Linked DNA regions of Homo sapiens: region 2 is linked to region 1. The links are chromatin loops, found by intact Hi-C in ENCODE. Cell type or tissue: MCF 10A. All regions are shown on one strand. Links, peaks and the distances in the headings refer to the core of each region. The heading gives the core; the rest is flanking DNA.

The links. Hi-C counts contacts between places; a loop is a spot of excess contacts. Peaks named below come from ENCODE experiments on the same cell type or tissue, not always from the same donor. Only the 100,000 strongest peaks of a DNase experiment are listed, where the experiment ranks them.
Region 2: it touches region 1 in a loop (9-fold over the local background); 21 of 110 quality-filtered maps call a loop at or near these places.

Annotation. Positions count from the first base shown.
Region 1 is chr9:88,590,887-88,597,370 of GRCh38, forward strand. No RefSeq gene overlaps it. Among named protein-coding and RNA genes, the nearest start is that of LINC02843, 58 kb to the right of the region's middle. RefSeq lists an enhancer at 3,015-3,174. In MCF 10A, for the core only: a CTCF peak has its summit at 3,070 (motif pointing right); a DNase peak (open chromatin) is centred at 3,105.
Region 2 is chr9:88,720,275-88,726,758 of GRCh38, forward strand. No RefSeq gene overlaps it. Among named protein-coding and RNA genes, the nearest start is that of MIR4289, 22 kb to the right of the region's middle. In MCF 10A, for the core only: a CTCF peak has its summit at 2,670 (motif pointing right); a DNase peak (open chromatin) is centred at 2,717.

The sequences.
Region 1 (6,484 bases), core at 1,738-4,237:
GTGGTGGGCTGGAGTAAACCGAGTTTGCTCTTGTCTGCACAGAAGCCAGAATTGGCGGGCTGGTTCCTGCACTGGTTCGCTCATGTGCTCCCTCCTGCGAGGGGTTGAGCATGGTCAGCTGAGTAAAAGGGGCACCCTTCTCGTGAGTCCTGCAAAAGGGTCAAGAAAATATCCTGCCTCACTCTCATCCATGTCCCCTGGAGAGCATGCACCTCCAATGCCGATGCTCTCTTGGGAGCAGGAAGAGGGAAAGTGAATCAGGAATATTGGGTGATTTTAGCCTTTGGTCAGACATACTTTATGGCAAATTTCCACCAAAGAGGCAATTTCAACAAATACAATATTCTGTGGCAGACACTGCTTCTTTCTCTAATTCGCATAACACTAAGAAAACATTTCCCTCTATTAATGGAGATAGGAAAGAGACAGATAATGGATCCACTGGCAAGGCGTGGCTGCCCTCCACACTATTGATTTTTCTAGCCATGAAGTTGTCTCAGGCCAAATGCAGTCAGCTGAGAGGCAGTAATGGAGGGGGAAAGGGTCTATCGTGTGTATATGTAATGCATGCTGCTAAGTTGATGAATCTTTTGGAAGGACTCTGTTTGCTGTGGAAAATAGGCCAGGGTATGCAGGCCATCAACTGCGTGGAAGATTTCATTAGAAACAGAAATTCTCCACTCAATGTGGGCATCGTTTTCTGCCTGCCGACTCTGTGGCTTCCTGGCAAGGCCAGTGAATGAGGACCCTGCAGCAGCTGCGCACATTTCGACAACAGTATTTTGTTGAGTCTCAACACAGAATTCTTTCATTCTTTAACACAAATTCTGAAATTGAGATGGGCCTTACTATTAGCAGCAAAATAGACTTGCTTGGTTCCAGGCAGAGGATGGAGCTCAGAAGCTGTGTCGTTGCTGTGAGGACACGAACGTGCCATACATATGACTGTGGACCAGCTCCCTTCGTGTGGGCAGCGTTGCAACTGGCGGCATTGTAGTTCAACTTTGTGCTCTTTACTTTGACCTAATGTGTCATCACAAAACCCCACTATAAAATTATGTAGCTATACTTTGTTGTAAGTTAAAAATTATATGTTGTACATACAATTTATCTGTTTTTATATAAAATAAAAGTTAAGCTTCACGGAGGAAATTGCCTGCTGTGTTCCAGCCAGGAGAGCTCAAGAACCTCCCTGCGCTTTGCAATGAGTGAGGGGCACCTTATGGTCCACTGAAAAGCAGAGTTTCCAAGTCAGGAACAACTCTCTGTTAAGAAGAGGGCTCACGTTTGAAGGAAACTCATCTAACAGTCACATAGGATAACTGTGACTTAACCAAGTGGCAAATGAGCATGAGGTCCTGGCATTTTTGAGGTATGTTTTGAAATAATTTCTATCCATGTAGGACAGGGTTCTTTTATTTTTTTATTTTATTTTATGTTTTTAGGTTCAGGGAGCATGTATGTGGGTTTGTTACATGGATAAATTGCATGTTGCTGAGGTTTGGGGGTGAGTACTACCATGATATCATCACCCAGGCAGTGAGCATAGTACCTGATAGGTAGTTTTTTGTGTTTTTTTTTTCAACTTTTATTTTAGGTTTAGGGCTGGATTACAAAAAAATCACTGGTGGGTTCTATGCTTAGTACCTGGGTGACAAAATAACCTGTATACCAAACCCCTGTGCACGAGTTTACCTGTATAATGAACCTGCAGCAATGGGCACACAGAGGGGAACAACATGTAGGACAGAGTTCAAACCTTAAGGGATCAGGAGCAGGAGCAAGAGTTGGTAAAAATAAAAATAAAAGTCTACCATCTGCGGCTGGGTGAAAGGTCAGTGGGCCGGGGCATTCCCAAACTATTCAAACTCATTCTCAGGACTCGGCTGCCAGCAGAGGAAGGATATTATTGTCAGTTGTGTGCGTGTTTCAGTGTTGTGTTTTCCCTCTCAACCCCCGAAAAGCTGATCTCAGGAGGAGCTGGGGAGCTCTGGGCTCTCCTAGACCAGTCTGAGGATGCCACATAATACAGAGTTTTGGGCTTTTGGAAAGACACCGAGATGCGCTCTGCGAAGCCTTCTCAGCCCTGATCAGTGGCACATGGAGGACGCTGACCCAGGCAGCACAAGCCTGCCGGCAGCCTCTTTCCATGCAGCGCTGTAATTTCTAAAGAAGGGAATCCGCACGGTGAGACTTGGGTGTATAAGGCATTCTGGGGTTGAAAAATCGAAAATCATGATTAAAAATGACCTATCGGCATCTGTGCAGAGCCTGTAGACTGGCACTGGGGGCTATGTGTCACCTCGGCCCATTGGATCTTATTGATTTGTCTGGTCATTCAGCCTCTGGTCGTTCAAGCCCAGGGCAGGCAGCTCAGCAGGAGCAACAATGGTGAGTGTGGGGTGCACACCTCTGCAGGTCAGGCTTCTAGGGCAAAAGGGAATTCCAAAAGCCTTTGCCTAAGACACTCTCAGAGTAACTGATTCACAGACAAAGATGAGATTGCTAACATTTTTATTCTTGTGATTTCGTGAAGCAGGAACAAGTGCAGGTAATTCTGCAGGCTCAGGACTCTGAACGAATCTCCACTGGGGATACAGGTACACATTCCATCTGCATCTTTCAGGCAGACAAGGGGAATGAGCAAGGAAATTCTCTGCCTTTGAAAAAAAATGCACCTACAAAAAGGTGCAAAAGCTAACAAAGAAACAAAAAAACAAGCAAAAAACAAAGACAAACCTGGTTCTGTGTCAAGGCTTTGCAAATGCCAAATGGAAAGTTGGTTTTTCTTTGCAGCTCCCTGCAGCCTCCTCCACCTGCCCAGAAGCTCTAGAGACACTGCCTGGGACAGATTCTTGGCAGGTGGGATTTGTGGGGCACCGTGGTTCTCTTTTGCCCCTGGAAATGGTAGGCTGTGCTGGGGAAGAGAACGTGTAGGTCCTCAGGGTCTTTGCTTTCTTGAGGAAAAAAATGACTCAGCTTTCTTGGTGGTTAGAGCCCACATAATTTCATTTCAAGGGCTTGTTTTATATGTGGGAAAATTGCACATACACCCAATATACGATTGTTGAGGGTTTTTATAGATCCCCTTCACCACCAGGGGGCCCATAACTCCAGGTTAAGAATACCCCGAGAGAAAATTTTGCAGAGTGCAGGAAATGAAACCAAACCATATTTCCACAGACACCACAGTTAATATTTTGCTTTTCTTTTCAGTCTTTCTCAAAAGTTTATGCTTTCAAAAAGCCCTTTTCCATAAAAATTATTCACAAACTCTTTTTTGATGGCTACATAATACTCCGTCTCCAAATCATAGTTTACTGTTGGATTTTTAGGCTGTTCCCATTTTTTGACCATTAGAAACAGCACTCTTGTCATCACTGTGTGGATATAATTTTGTCTCTTTTTCATTTAATTTCCCTTGCATATACTTTTAGAAGTGGAACGACTAGGTCAGAGATTTAAATAATTTTTAATTTCTTGATACACATTGTTAAATTCTCATTTTCAGATATGTTGTCCCAATTCTCAATTTCAACAATAGTAGAGTGAGTGGAGTGGGCTTCCTATGCCATCCTTGCTGTCATAGACTGCTAGCATTTTCAATGTTTACAATTTCTTGGGTAAAACATGCCATTCCAGTGTGGCTCAAATCTGAACTTCTTTAATGACTGTGAGCGCAAACATTCATACAGGCACTTGTTTGCATATTTGTTTCTTCTTTTTTGAAGGTTCTGTCTCTTGTTTATTTTTTTCTTTTCTTTTCTTTTTCTTTGAGACAGGGTCTTGCTCTGTTGACCAGGCTGGAGTGCAGTGGCACCATCTCGGCTTACTGCAACCTCTGCTTTCCTGAGCTAAAGTGATTCTCCCATTTCAGCCTCCTGAGTAGCTGGGACTACAGGTGTGCACCACCATGCCTAGCTAATTTTTGTATTTTTAGTAGAGACAGGGTTTTGCCATGTTGACCAGGCAGGTCTTGAACTTCTGGGCTCAAGCAATCCTCCTGTCTCAGCCTCCCAAAGTCTTGGGATTACAAGCATGAGCCACCACACCTGGCCTATTTTACAATTAGGGTTTTCTCACCAAATTTGTGAGTTCTTGAAATATTATAAATAAACTTTCTCCTATTTGATGTCAACATTTCCCCTTTTGCTTACTGCATTATTTAATTTTGTTTATAGTAATTTCAGTTCTATTAGTTTTTTTGCTATTTTTTATGCAAAATCTCCTACCCCTATGCAAAAGAAAGGTAACTATTCACCTACAGTTTTTCTAATACTTCTATGATTTCAGATTTATATTTCACCTTTTAATCCATTCAACATTTATCTTGATATGTAACATGAAGTTAGACTAGAAAGCTGATTTATTTTCCCTCAATAAGATCAATAATTTTCCTAGCAGCAAGTATTGACTAATCCATTACAGTTTGGTTTGTGATTTGTAAAATATGTTAAGTTCTTATCAATAGAAATATGTGGTAGGCAGAATCATAAGACATCCCTGAAGATCATGCACATCCTGGGACTATGAATTTTCACTTAATGTCTTTTGTGACAAATTTTACTCTTGTGATTAGGTTAGGTTACGCAGTATGTTTGACCTCAGATAGGGAGACTCTCCTGTCGGCTAACCTAGTCACATAAACCCTTCTCTGGCTCTGCTGGCCTAGAAGACAGCAGAGTGCCTGTAGTCAGTCAGTGAGGAGACATGTACCCTAGGCCCATGGCTACAAGGAACTGGATTCTGACACAAGAATAATGAGCTGGGAAGCAAATATTTACCTAGAGCCTTCAGAGGAAGACTCAGCCTGTCAACATCTTGATTTTATGTTTGTGTGACTCTGAGTAGAGAACCCAGCCATGCCATTGCAAAATTCTGAGCCACAGACCTGTGAGCTGGTGAAGTGTTGTTTTAAATCATAAGTGTGTGATAATTTGTTACACAGCGTTGAGAACTATTACACCTACATATCCTGGTATATATACACCTGGTATAATGTGTTCAAATTAAATTTGAAGAATACAAAGTCATTGCCAGTGGAAAAACTGGGTGAAAGAGGTGGTTCCTTCCATGAGACGGAGCAGTGTGTCATGCGGCACAAAGGACACTAACAAAACAGCATTTTTTCCAGAATTACAAAAAGCATAGAAAGAGCTCCTGACACCCTTCAGCCAGATTCTCCAATTTTTCACATTTTACCATATTTGCCTCATCATTCCTTCTCTCTGTAGATAGAGATGCAATTGTAAACACACACACACACACACACACACACAGGTCTTTTTTAATTCACAACACTTCTGACTCACACCAGTGTGTTGGTTTTTTCCACACCAACGACCAAGGGTTCTGCAACTCTCCAAACACAAACTGGGTGTCCAGTAACTCAGTCCTATTTTTGTTGTGGGTGAGCAGTGACTGCCTGGGCCGGTGGTGCAGGGGTAAAATAATTTATCAAGACAGTGGTAGGCAAAGAAAGGCAGATTTATTAGAGGAAGTAGGAAAATACGTTGTAAGAAAGCAACAGACAGAATCAGCAAGAGAGGAGCTGACTGCAAGGAGACAAAGGCTTGGTGGGGATTTTATAGAATAGTGTTTATGCTATAAGCTGAAGAAGGGTTTGTGCAGTGCTGAAAATGATGAGGTTCCAGTGAACTCGCTTGCAGGTATCCGGTGACAGTTGGGCACAGGAAGATCGTGAGTTATTTGCACAGGAGGGCCATGTGTCCTGGACCATGAAGAAAGGCAGACTTAGAGCTTATCTGTTTCCTCTTTTTGTTTTCCCTTGGTCCCACTAGCCCTTTCCCTAATGAAGACTCCATAATTCTGACATGAACTACCTGGAGTTAGCTGACCCCACAGGTTTAAGGGCTCAGTCCCACGAGATAGCCCCCAGTTCAGACTCCAGTTGCAAGAACCAGGTCCTCAGTTTGCCTACACTTCTGTCTACTTTAGCTACAAAATTGGGGTTCCCACACCCCCATTCAGGTTTAATAACTTGGTAGAATGACTTGCAGAACTTAGAAAAGTGCTTCACTTACTGTTACCAGTTAATTATAAAGGTTACAACTCAGGAGCAGCCTGAAGGAAGAGAGACATAGGGCAAGGTATGCGGGAAGGGCAGGGAACTTCCATGCCCTGTTTGGGCATCTCATCCTCTCACCATCTCCATGTATCCACCAGCCCTGAAGCTTTCTGAACCCCATAATTTGTTTTTATGGAGGCTCCATTACATAGGCACAACTGATTAAATCATTGGCTATTAGTTATTAACTCACCCTCCAGCCTTTCCTTCCTCCCTAAAGGTCAGGGGTGGGGACAAAGTTCCAAGTTTCTAATGAAGGCTTGGTCTTTTTGGCCACTAGCTCCAATCCTCAAGATATCTAGGAAGCCACCAAGAGTTGCCTCATTAGAATAAAAGATGCTTCACCCTCCATTCCAAGATGGCCGAGTAGGAACAACTCCGGTCTGCAGCTCCCAG
Region 2 (6,484 bases), core at 1,636-4,135, 130 kb after region 1:
ATATTACTCCCCCAACTCTATGGACACCAACTGGGTGTCCTACAATTTATCTCATCCTGTCACTAACTCCTAGAGTTATTGCAGACCCAAAGGTAAAGGGCTCAGACCCACAAGACTGCCCCTACTTTGGATGCCAGCCACAGTGGAGTGCTCAGATTATCCACACTTCTGCTTAGCTGGCTACAGATTCAGGGGTTCCCTTGATATCCTCCCTCCCCCCACCACCTGGTTTGAGAATTTGCAGAATAACTCACAGAACTCAGGAAAACAGTTTACTTATGTTTACCAGCTTATTATAAAGGATACAACTTAAGAATGGCCAGATGGGGCCTCGGGCAGTGGCTCATGCCTGAAATCCCAGCACTTTGGGAGGCTGAGGTGGGCAGATCACCTGAGGTCAGGAGTTCGAGACCAGCCTGGCCAACATGATGAAACCCCATTTCTACTAAAAATACAGAAAAAGTAGCCGGTCATGGTGGTGTGTGCCTGTAATTTCAGCTACTCAGGAGGCTGAGACAGGAGAATCGCTTGAACCTGTGAGGCGGAGGTTGCGAGAGCCGAGATCACACCGCTGCAGTCCAGCCTGGGCAACAGAGTGGGACTCCCTCAAAAAAAAAAAAAAAAGAAAAAGGAAAAGAAAAAAAAAGAATGGCCAGATGAAAGAGATGCATAGGGCAAGGTATGGGGAGTAAGGAACATGGTACTTTCGTGCCCTCTCCAAGGCACCTCATCTCCCAGCACATTGAGCATTTACCAACCCATAATTTCTCTGAGCCCCATCATTAAGGGGTTTTGTAGAGGTTTTGTTACATAGGCATGGTTGATTAAGTCGTTGGCCATTGGTGGCTGAACTCAATTTCCAGCCCCACTCTCCTCCCCCAGAGTGGGTGGGACTGAAAGTTCTAACCCTCTAATTCCAGGGTTGTTTTTTCTGGCAACCGGACCCCTATCCTGAAGCTATCCGGGGCCACACCCACCAGTCATCTTACATCAGCATATAAAAGACACTCATCACTCAGGAGACTCTGTGGGTTTTAGGAGCTATGTGCCAGGAGCCAGGAACAAAGGCCAATGCATATATTTTATTATGCTTGCAGAAATGGAATAACATCCCAAAATCCTGCCTCCAATGGGGACTTAACAGCACTGTTCCTTTTTTGTAGTACAAGGTTGTTACCAAAAAGGGGCCCCTATCCAGACCCCAAGAGAGGGTTCTTGAATCTCATGCAAGAAAGAATTCAGGGTGAGTCCATAGAGTAAAGTGAAATCAAGTTTATTAAGAAAGTAAAGAAATAAAGAATGATTACCCCATAGGCAGAGCAGTGGCATGAGCTACTCAAGCTGCTTAACTTACCATTACTTCTTGATTATATGCTAAACAAGGGGTGGACTATTCATGAGTTTTCTGATTAAGGAGTGGAAAATTCCCAGTACTGAGGGTTCCTCCCCCTTTTAGACCATATAGGGTAACTTCCTCCCTTTTTCATGGTATTTGTAAACTGCCATGGCACTGGTGGGAGTGTTTCTTAACATGCTAATGCATTATAATTAGTGTATAATGAGCAGTGAGGATGACCGGAGGTCACTCTGGCCACCATCTTGGTTTTGGTGGGTTTTGTCTGACTTCTTTACTGCAAGCTGTTTTATCAGCAAGGTCTTTGTGACCTGTATCTTGTGCTGACCTCCTATCTCATCCTATGACTAAGAATGCCTTAACCTCCTGGAAATGCAGCCCAGTAGGTCTCAGCCTTATTGTACCCAGCCTGTATTCAAGATGGAGTTGCTCTGGTTTAAATGCCTCTGACAGGATAGAGCCAGGACTGGGCCCCAGGCCATCTAGCTGACTTCATATTTCCACCTACAACAAAGTCCTACATCACAGGATTGACAAGGTACAATAAAGGAGTCCTACATTCCCACTCTGTGGAGCTCTGGCTCTAACACCATTTCTAACACATGCTAAACAGAGTAATGGAATCTTCATTGACAAATATTGAGGGCACAGCATTAAGAGGGATTTTCCTGTTATGACTCCTTATTTCCACAAGATGTGGAAGGTTGTGCAAAACAAAGCCAATACACACACACGCTTAGGTCCTTCCTGAGAGCCTAGATTAATTTTATTGCAAACAGAAAGTAGGGAGATATGAAGGTCCATGGCAAGTAGGATAGTACAACACAACACAGTACAATATGACATAATCACAGAACATTTTTCATTAATGGATAAAGAAAATATAGTATCATATACACAATGGAATACTATTCAGCCTAAGAAAATGAAATATTATCATTTGGGACAATATAGATGAACCTGGAGGACATTACGCAAAATGAAATAAGCCAGGCATAGAAAGATACATGCCACATGATCTTACTCATCTGTGGAATCTAAGAAAGTCCAACTCAGAGGAGTGTAAGGGAGTACCCCCATTTTTTTAAGAGGTGGTTTATTTTTTTTTCCCTCTATCACTTTTTTTCTCACTTCCCTGGCTCCCTATTTCCTACCTAGCCCTTCAGAAATGCAAATGTAACCTTTCACCTCCCCCCTCACCAGACATTCCTTACAGGGCAAGTTCATCTAACTATGCACTCCAAGATGGATCTCTCCTGGAGAGTTGACAGTTGATTTGCAGACCAAAGCATACCCCATGGAACTTTCACTTGTAGGGGGTTGCCTCAGAACTTTGATCCACTAGAGGGCATATGGAAAGCATGCCTGCTTGGCCACTTTTACAACTTACATCTGCCCAGGAAGGTGCCAACTCAACTGTAGATAGACAAGGCACCAACCTAACAGGGGGAACCCTGCCCTTGCTCATTCCCCACCCCGCCACCTTATAAAAGTGCCCGCTTTCTGCTCCAAAGGTGAAGCAGTACAGTAGGACATCTGTGCCTCTTCCCCAAGCTAGCTTCGGAAGAAATTCACTTTTTTAGGTATCAGATCTTACTTTTTTTAACTGGACTCTAAATGCAGCAAGCAACTAAGCTGCATTTCAGTTACAGAAGCAGAGTTGAATGGTAGTTACCAGAGGCTGGGTGTTTTGTGAGGGATGGGGAGATCTTGGTCAAAGGGTACAACTTTCAGTTATGGAGGATAAATAAGTTCTGGAGATTTACTGTACAGTTTGGTGACAATGGTTAATAATGCTTCATTGTATATTTGAAATTGACTAAGACAGTAGGTCTTCAATGTTTTCACCACCCCCAAAAAAAAGTATATAAAGTGATGTATATGTTAATTTTCTTGATTTGATAATTTCATTATATATACATATATTAAAAACATCGTGTAAATATATGTAATTTCTAATATTAATTTTTAAAATTTTATTTTTAATTGACATAATAGTTCTATATATTTATGGGGCACAAAGTGATATTTTGATATATGTTTACAATGTGGAATGATTAATTCAGGCTCATTAACAAATTCATCACATGCTTTTCATTTTTGTGGTGAAAATATTTTAAATCTACTCTCTTGGCAATTTTAAAATATATAATGCATTGTAAATATAGTCACCATTCTGTGCAATAGGTCACTAACACTTATTCCTCCTTATTTAACTGAAACTTTGTACCTTTTGATCAACATCTCTCATTTCTTCATACACTCCTCTCCCCCAGCTTTTGGTAACCACATTCTATTTCCACTTCTATGAGTTCAACTTTTTTAGATTCCACATATAAGTGATATCATGCAATACTTGCCTTTCTGTGCCTGGCTTATTTCATGCTGCATAATGTACTCCAGGTTTATCATGTTGTCTCAAATAACAAGATTTCCATCTTTTTAAAGGCTAAACAGTACTCCCTTGAGTATATAGATCACACATTCCTTATCCATCCATCTGATGGTGGACACCTGGGCTGCTTCCATATCTTATCGATTGTGAATAATGCCGCAATGAACATTGGAGTGCCCACATCTCTTCAACATGCTGATTTCAATATATTTCTATTTGTTAATTATACCTCAATAAAGCCGGGGTGAGGAAAAATATATCAGCCACTTGGCAAATTAAAAAAAGAATATTTCCCATGTTCTTTGTCCTAAAGCAAGAATAAATGTAATCAGTTATTTCTGGGAGTCCACACGAACTGTCTGGGATGTGAGAACAGTCCTCAGTCACATATCAGCACTTATTTTCCTCATCAGCTCAGGGCTCACTAGCTTTGACAGGCACAAGCACGTTCCTGCCAAGTCCTTCATCAGAAAATGTTTTCCTAACTCAGGCAGATGGAGATTATCATCAACTTCAAGACCGCCCAAAAGAAGATCCGAGTGCTTCAGTCACTGGGACTGCAGGGAGAAGTGTTCAGACAGAGGGAACCTTGAGCAACTGGATGCTGTGTGAGCCAGCAGAGACGGCCAGGGGAGGGTCCCATGGAATCAAGCCAGAAATGCTCTGTCCAGACCCTTCTTGCCCTGGGCTTAAAGGACAGAGCTTCCTTATTGGGCAACTCCCTTCATCTTAACTCCTTCTATGTATTAATACATGTTGAAAGAAAATTTATTTCCCTGGCTGTTTTTTTTTTTTTTTTTTTTTTTGAGACGGAGTCTTGCTCTGTCGCCCAGGCTGGAGTGCAGTGGCTGATCTCGGCTCACTGCAAGCTCCGCCTCCCGGGTTCACGCCATTCTCCTGCCTCAGCCTCCCGAGTAGCTGGGACCACAGCCACACATCCACCACCACGCCTGGCTAATTTTTTGTATTTTTAGTAGAGACGGGGTTTCACCGTGTTAGCCAGGATGGTCTCGATCTCCTGACCTCGTGATCCGCCTGCCTCGGCCTCCCAAAGAGCTGGGATTACAGGCGTGAGCCACCGCGCCTGGCCTTCCCTGGCTGTTTTGAAATATAGCGCAGTGGGAGAAAATTTGAGGCATAGTAACGCCAACAGGTAAGAATACGACTGCCATTGAAAAGATAGTTTCTCACAGTTCCCAAGAAGAGAGCCCACACCATGCCACGAGGTATATATGGAAATACCAAGATAGGCCATAGGCAGAGGAATCGAGGGTACTGTGGGCAAGAGCCTTTATTTTGTTTTGTTTTGTTTTTGTGGGAAGGGACTGGTGAGGCAGGGTAAGCAGGCTTGGGATTGGCTAGTATGAATCATTTCAGTGGGCTCTGGGGTGGAGGGACTCTCCCTGGTTGTCTGGTACCTGCCCTGGGGTGATTGGGGTAAGGGGATAGTGGCCCAGAGTATGAGAGCCCCATAGAGGGGGCAGTGGGGTGTGGGCTCTGGGTTGGTTGTTTTACATATGAAAGGTGTACTCACAGGGGTCCTTTACTCCCTCTAGGAATTAGCTGGTTCTTGGGGCTGGGGTGGGGAGAACAGTTCCTCCAGGGCCAGCAGCTCCCAAGATGTCAAAGCATCAGAATACAAAAAATAAAATACTTGGTAATACACTGGCCAAATTTTTATATTATTATTGCAAGACCATCCCAGATTCACACTGGACAGAAACGAGTCGCCTTGTCAATGTCTAGATGGGGCTTTGTAAGAAGCCCGGTCATCAAAGGCTCAGCCCAGGCATGGCTTTCTAGGGAACATGCAGTTGGGCTCAGTAGTTATGTGTGGGGCTGATCAAGGAGCCCAAATCTTAGGGGTCCCTTTGGTGAGGGAGGCTCAGCTGAGCAGCACAGAGAGGGCTTGGTGGCAGTTCTGACCTTTTAGATTTAATTGAGTCTTGGATCAGTAAACTTTATGAAATATGTCACATACAACCCAATTTCAGAGGCATTTCTATGTCCATTTTATGAAGATATTAAATCACTTTTTGAAACTGAGATTTTTATCTGGAAGCCTTTTCATGACTTTGTTAATCCAGAGCTGCCTTTTGATTTCTTCTTTTCTTCCTTTTCTTTTTTGAGTAGAAGAGTGATAACAGGACCTGAATAGTAAACACTGTTTTGTTTTTTAACTTGAGAAACACAAGCCCAAATAATAATTTAAAATCTTCAAGAAAAATAGAGATTTTTTTTCTCCCTCATCTAAAATTCACATGGCTGGAGCTGTACCTTTAAGTATTCAGGCTTGATTCTTTCTAAATTGGCAGGGAATTGACCTGCAGTTTTAAAAAGAAGCCTGTTTTTTCCTTATATGCACGTAGAATGTTCATCTACATGTTTAAGGCAACTGCAAATGGTCTCCAGGTGATATAAAATAAAGGGTGTCTGAAATCTAAAGTAATTATAGGGATATAGTATGAAGAAAGGGTCATATGTAAAAATCAGGATTATACTCTTGTGCTTATCAAAATTCTCCAGATAATAATGTTTAAAGATAATTCAAAAACATCTACTAGGCAATTTTATAACTTAAAAAACTCTTAAAATAAATGGTTTTAACCAGATCAATATAAATTTCTGAATCAAATTTAACTTTTAAATTGTGCCTCCTGTAAAACCTTCCAGGTAAGATATAAAGTATTTCAATATTCAGTAATAATCACGGCAACGCTACCTGAAAAGTCAGA